Regions from separate parts of the Mus musculus genome. Here region 1 is linked to region 2. A link is a loop called in an ENCODE intact Hi-C map of the cell type or tissue named here. Cell type or tissue: left cerebral cortex. All regions are shown on one strand. Each heading gives the region's core, and the rest is flanking DNA. Links, peaks and the distances in the headings are about the cores only.

Evidence for each region. Peaks named below come from ENCODE experiments on the same cell type or tissue, not always from the same donor. Only the 100,000 strongest peaks of a DNase experiment are listed, where the experiment ranks them.
Region 1: it touches region 2 in a loop (7-fold over the local background); 38 of 42 quality-filtered maps call a loop at or near these places.

What each region holds. Positions count from the first base shown.
Region 1 is chr2:31,481,791-31,484,698 of GRCm38, reverse strand. The region is part of intron 5 of Ass1 (argininosuccinate synthetase 1); the gene reads right to left. Among named protein-coding and RNA genes, the nearest start is that of Ass1, 13 kb to the right of the region's middle. In left cerebral cortex, for the core only: a CTCF peak has its summit at 1,585 (motif pointing left); DNase peaks (open chromatin) are centred at 315 and 1,581.
Region 2 is chr2:31,653,837-31,656,744 of GRCm38, reverse strand. It overlaps Prdm12 (PR domain containing 12), which reads right to left. Exons shown (of 5, transcript NM_001123362.1): 5 at 950-2,676. The coding sequence ends at 2,261. Among named protein-coding and RNA genes, the nearest start is that of Prdm12, 15 kb to the right of the region's middle. In left cerebral cortex, for the core only: a CTCF peak has its summit at 1,325 (motif pointing right); DNase peaks (open chromatin) are centred at 1,336 and 2,437; H3K4me3 peaks cover 1,341 bases; H3K27ac peaks cover 1,010 bases.

The DNA of each region.
Region 1 (2,908 bases), core at 315-2,814, 170 kb after region 2:
ACCCCTGCACCCCCGGTGTCTTCGGCTCACATTTCCAGTCTTTTCTTTCAAATCTAGAGGGTGGGGAACTCGTGCTCTGTGCATCTCACAGTGGAGCGACCAAGGATATGAAAGATGGCTTTGTAAATGATGCTCCCTGGTTTGGGCCGCTGGGAGGAGAGAGTGCCACCTTGTCCCTGGGCTGTTGCACAGGCTGTGCCTGCAGCCTGGGCTACACTGCCTTACAGTGTCATTGGCTAACTCTTGCCCTTCTTCCAGAATGTTTGACACATCCTGCCAGCGCCCCTGCTGGCTCAGTGTCTCTCAGTCCCACAGCGCCACCATCTGGCTGCACCATGGCCTGGCATACAAGAGTCATGGTGGACATGTAAAATCTCAGTGTTGGGGCTGGAGAGATGGATCAGCTATTAAGAGCACTTGCTGCTCTTGCAGAGGACACGAGTTCTTCTGCACCTACATGGTGGCTCACAACTATCCGTAACCCAGTTCCAAGGGATCCAATGCTTTCTTCTGACCTCTGTGGGTTAATTCACACATGTAGCACACACATCACCTAGGCACACACACAAACACACAAGATAGATAGATAGATAGATAGATAGATAGATAGATAGATAGATAATATTGTAAAGACTCCAAATAAGGAGAAGCTAAGGCAGAATGATGGCAAGTTCAAGACCAGCCTGGGGCACACAGTGAGACCACTGAAAACAAGGAGCCTGGCTAAGCCTTTAAATTCCAGCCTTCAGAAGACAGGCAGGGGCATCTGAGCTTTAGGCCAGGCTGGTCTACATAGCAAGTTCCGGGCTATAAGAACCACCCCAGGCCTTGGCTCCCAGACCATCCAGGTCAAGATAACTACAGGCATATCACCAACCTTCCGCAAAGGCCAGAGACTCAATCTTGAGGTTACCCAAGGCCCTCTCTGCTCTGACGTCCCAGTAGCCTGCGTACACCTTGGCTGTGGAGTCCCCCCTTCCTCAGCGGGACTTTGCCAATCTCTTGCTGGGACCTGCCTTCAGCATTTCCTCATCCCCCAGCCTGGCTCTGCCTCTCCGTCACCATCTCCACCATTCTCTTGGGACAACTGCTTCTCACATGTGCAGTCACCAGTGTGTGCTCCAGGCAGTCAGACACTGCATCTAAGTGCTGATCCCCAGCCTGGGCCCAGGACCTCTCCAGGTCTCCTCTCATTCCCCATTACTTAGATAGACACTGTCTCCTGGGACCGTGGGCTCAGGAAAGAGGTGGAGTGTGTGTCACTTGGAGCCATGTACATGTGGAGACAGGCATAGGAGTATCCCTAAGGACACACAGACCAGGGACAGCAGAGCCAAAGTGGTGCTGGCTCCTGGCGGTCTCCCTGGTCTTCTTGCTGCTCAGGGGCCCTGAGATATTTCAAGTTGGACGGTCTACCCTATAAAAAGTGGGGTCCTGCCAGACTCAATCAAAGCAGCTGTGGGACCCGTGTGGAAAGATCTAGAGCCCTGTGAGTGAAGCCCTGTAAAACTGCTGCAGTCATCAACATCATCATCTGGTGCCCATGCTTCCTCAAACATAAGCCTCTGGTGCCCTCTAGTGGCCATATATGCATATAGCACAGCGAGTAGCCACTGTACAGCAGCTAGCTGGCTTGTCTGTGGCTGGCTGGGCTCTGCCTCACTCAAGACAGAATCAAAAAGAAGTACAGCTCTTTGTTGTACCCAGCTGATTGCCATGGGATGGACCTTCAGAGTCCTGACTCCGGCTTCGGCCAGCATGCCTCCCAAGGTGGGGAGTTCACCGCTGCCAGTTCGGCTCATTTGGAAAGATGCAGTGCCTCAGAGGTTTATTCTGCCGACGCTTGTTCTTAATGACCTGTGTCCTCACCCATCTCCCAAATGGTCCAGGAGCTGGGTGTCAGTTTCACTTTCGATGGCGACACTGGGGCATGCTAGCAGAGCTGAGTGCACAACTCTGAGCCCCAGGTCTGACCTTCTTCCACCTTTGCCACCATGGCTGTCTTCGGGAAGGTGGTACACACTGGAGCCTCATTTGGTCTCCTAGCATGCAACTAAGCAGACTGGGTACCAGAGGAAACTCCTCCAGGGTGGGAAGATGGCTGACCAGTCTCCCCCATTTTACAGCTACTACTCAGGAGAGCTGCTGGCCAATATGCTTTGGGGGAGAACTGCCCAAGCTGGGCTCAGACTCTGCTGTCTCTCCCATAGCTACTCTGTGTCCTCATGGGCCATTTGTTGCCACAGCCTCTTGCCTGAGAGACACTGATCCCTGGTTCTGCACTAAGTCTACCTGTGTTCATCCCCAGAGTACAGACATCATGAAGACAGGGTAGTCTTTCTCCTGTCCCCTGCTCCAAAGCTCCTGGCCCCCGTCCTTCTGTAGTCTTATCAGGTGCCATTCTATTGGGCTTCCCAAGGGCATGCGATAGACTTAAGGGACTCAATTATGTCTGTGACCAGGAGGCACCCTACCCTTGACGCTCCTGCCACAAGCCAGCTGAACAGAATCTAAGACGATGAAGGTGCCCAAGCTTCCACAAACACCCAGTGCCATCCTGGTCATTGGCTATTTCTGGGACCACCCTCAGGTGAGCTCTTTGACGTCAGCCTTAGCTGCATGTCTCCTGTACCTGCATCATCACCAGCCCCATACAGCAAGGTGGTAAGCCTTGTGGGTTACGGGCGGCAGGATGGTTAGGCATGTCCTGTCTCAGACTGCTATCATGGCACCCACTAAATTTGATGGCCCACTCTTTGGAGTTATCAATGCAATTAGGAGCCCTGCCTATCCCCATGGGGTCCTCTTCAGCCTGTGTTGCACATGTGCTAAGGTGATCCTCAAAGCTAGGTGCCACGGCCAGGTGTGGTGGTATAACCCTTTAGTCCGAGAACTGGGGAGTCAGAGT
Region 2 (2,908 bases), core at 316-2,815:
GGACACACGGGCGGTGTGCCTGTCGGTTCAGTGTATAGAAAGGATGATCCCACTATGTCTGACAAAGGCTGGGACACAGGTGTGAACTTACACACTACAGCCCACACATCTGACTGACCCAGAAGTCCTTGAGGAGAGCAACAGGCCTAACCTTATCCAGCCTTGAACTCGCGCTGGCCTCACCCTGTCCTTCCTACTCCTTGGTCTTCATGAAGGTAGGTATAATGGTTAGTGATGTCAACCTCACAGAATCTAGAATCACCGGGGAGAGGGGCATCTGAGCATGCATATGGGGGGGGGGTACCATGGTTACATTAATGGAGGTAGAGGGACTAGCTCACTGTGGGCCACTCCATTCCCTGACCCGGATCCTGGATGGAGAAAAGGGACTGAGCAACGTGTGTCTCCATTCACTGTTCTTCTTGCTGTGGCTGTGGTGTGAACAGGGGGTTAGGGCCGCTGCTGTTTTAATTCCCCCACCATATGTACTGTACTTTGAACCAAAATAAACCCTTTTTCCTTTAAGTTGTTTGTGCCAATGTGCCACAGTACAGGAAAAGAAACTAAGACCCAAAGCCTGCAAATGGATGTGGCAGATTACTGAGGACTCCAGGACTCCTGGTGGTCCGTCTGGCCCACCGCTGCCCCCTTAACCCAATCCAAGTTTATTGTTATGAGAACAAACAACTCCTAAGCCATGTGTAGGTGGGTAAATTGTACTGGAGGGACCCCACACTGCAGCTGGCTAAACTACAAGAACTCTGTCCTGCTCCTTCACTCTTCCCAGTCACTCTGCACTGTGGCTTTTCTTGGGGACAGCAGCTTTTCGTTACCGAAGGTACAACAGTGAATTTTAGCAGCAGTCAGTGGAACAACCCCTCTAGCCATTTCCAAATGTCTCCATTGTTTCCAAATGTCTCAGACATTTGGACCTTGCACCCGGGTAGGGGCCAAGTGATACATGTTCCAAGTAATTTTTATTTTAGAATACAAGAGAAGTACAAATGTATTTACAGTTTACATATACAATCAAATAATATATATCACAGTTTCGTAAATATCATCTTAGATAAACATTTACAAAGTTAAAGTGACTGTTTTCTGGGAGTAGAACACACTTTCTTGAAAACTCTATACATGTTATACTTTTTGTTAATATTATTATAGTTTTGTGGGTTTTTTTAATTATTATTACAAACGCCCTGGTGTTTGGATGGAGTGTGTGTGTGTGTGTGTGTGTGTGTGTGTGTGTGTGTATTGGAGGGGACGAGAATTCTGGTAAATGACAAGGTTTGAAATGACACCAGAGGGCGCCCACGGACAGATCAGGGAACGGCGTGGGCAGAGGCGCGTGGGAATGTGGGCTTCGTGGGGAAGAAACCTGGGGGCCCTCCGCGCACCTCAGACAAACTTTCTGGGCGGAGAAGCCAACCTCGGCTCCAGACAGCCCCGTATGGTCGCTCATTCTCTTGTTTGGGGACTTAATAGGATGGAAGTGAGAGTGCCTCTCCATTCCTAAACTCAGAAGACAGGAGAGATTTAGGAGAGGGAGCACTGATCTAATTACTGCGTTCTATAGATGGGGAAACTGAAGCCCCAAAAGGGTCAGGGTCTTGCCCACGGGCTGTGGTAAATGTCTCTTGTGACTCCACTCTCAATCTGCCCAGCACACTTCAAAAAATATATTGTCGTCTTGTCCTTCCCTGGGAGCTGGAGGCTAGGGAAAGTAGCCTGAAGGAAAGCAGGGCCCCCCGAATGATCAGGTCTCTCCCGGTCTGTGCTAATCACTTTAGGGCTCCAATCACAGCCAAGGGTCAACGTCATTCCCTCCACTCGTGACACATCAAGACACCATTCCCAGGAGGCAGAGATAAGCATTGCCCTCCCCAAGCCCACTCTGGGCCAAGGAGGTAGCTCTCTCTTCCACTCCCAACTACTCAGCTCTCTTTGGAGATCGTCTGTTCCCCCTCTCCTGTCATCTAGGACAGAGATGTCCGCGTGGAGACGCGGCCCTGCAGGAGGGACACTCCGAGATGGGGCCGGGCGTGGGGACCGACTCTCAAGAAGAGAGGACAGGGCAGCAGCCACACCAGCCGGGTGGCCTGGGCAAAGGGGACGTCGCCCCTCGGCGTCCTCCTCTGCAAGACGGATCAGGAGTGGGTTCCGGGTAGCCGGTGCCTCAGCGGCGCGCAGCGCGGGGGGTCGGGTCCGTCGCGGAGGCGGCTGGGAGGCGCGTGCGCGTGGGGCGCGTGCGCGGCGCTCACAGCACCATGGCCGGCAGGTGGTGTGCCGCGGCGGCGGCAGCGGCGGCGGCGGCAAGCGCGGGCGCGTGAGCGTGGGGCGCGGGTAGTGCGGGCGAGTGCGCTTGCAGCGCGGTGCTGGGCGGCCGGTGGCGCGCGCTCTTCTGGTGCGCGCGCAGGCCGGCCAGCTGCGAGTAGGCGCTCTGGCACACCTGGCACTTGTAGGGACGCTCGCCCGTGTGCAGGCGCACGTGGTTGCGCAGCGTGGACGACTGGCTGAAGCGGCGGTTGCAGAAGCGGCACACGAAGGGCTTGTCCAGCGTGTGGATACGCATGTGCGAGCGCAGGTTGCTGCGCGAGTTGAAGCCGCGGTGGCAGATGACGCAGCGCATGCGGCCCGCGGTGCCGGTCGCGGAGTCCGCCGGGTGGAAGTCCTCTGGCCGCGCGGGCAGAACGCGGGACCCACGGAGCGGGCGGGAGGGAAAGAAAGCAGCCCGGTTAGCACCCACGCCGTGAGACACACAGCCCCAAGGGCGCAGCGGGTCATGGCTGTGATCTAACAGCAGCCAGATTACAGCAGGTCCCCAGCCTGGGAGGATTTGGTGGCCCCAGGAAACCTTAGCCATCTCATCCGAAAGATGGGAGGCAGTCCAGGCATAGTGGCCCAG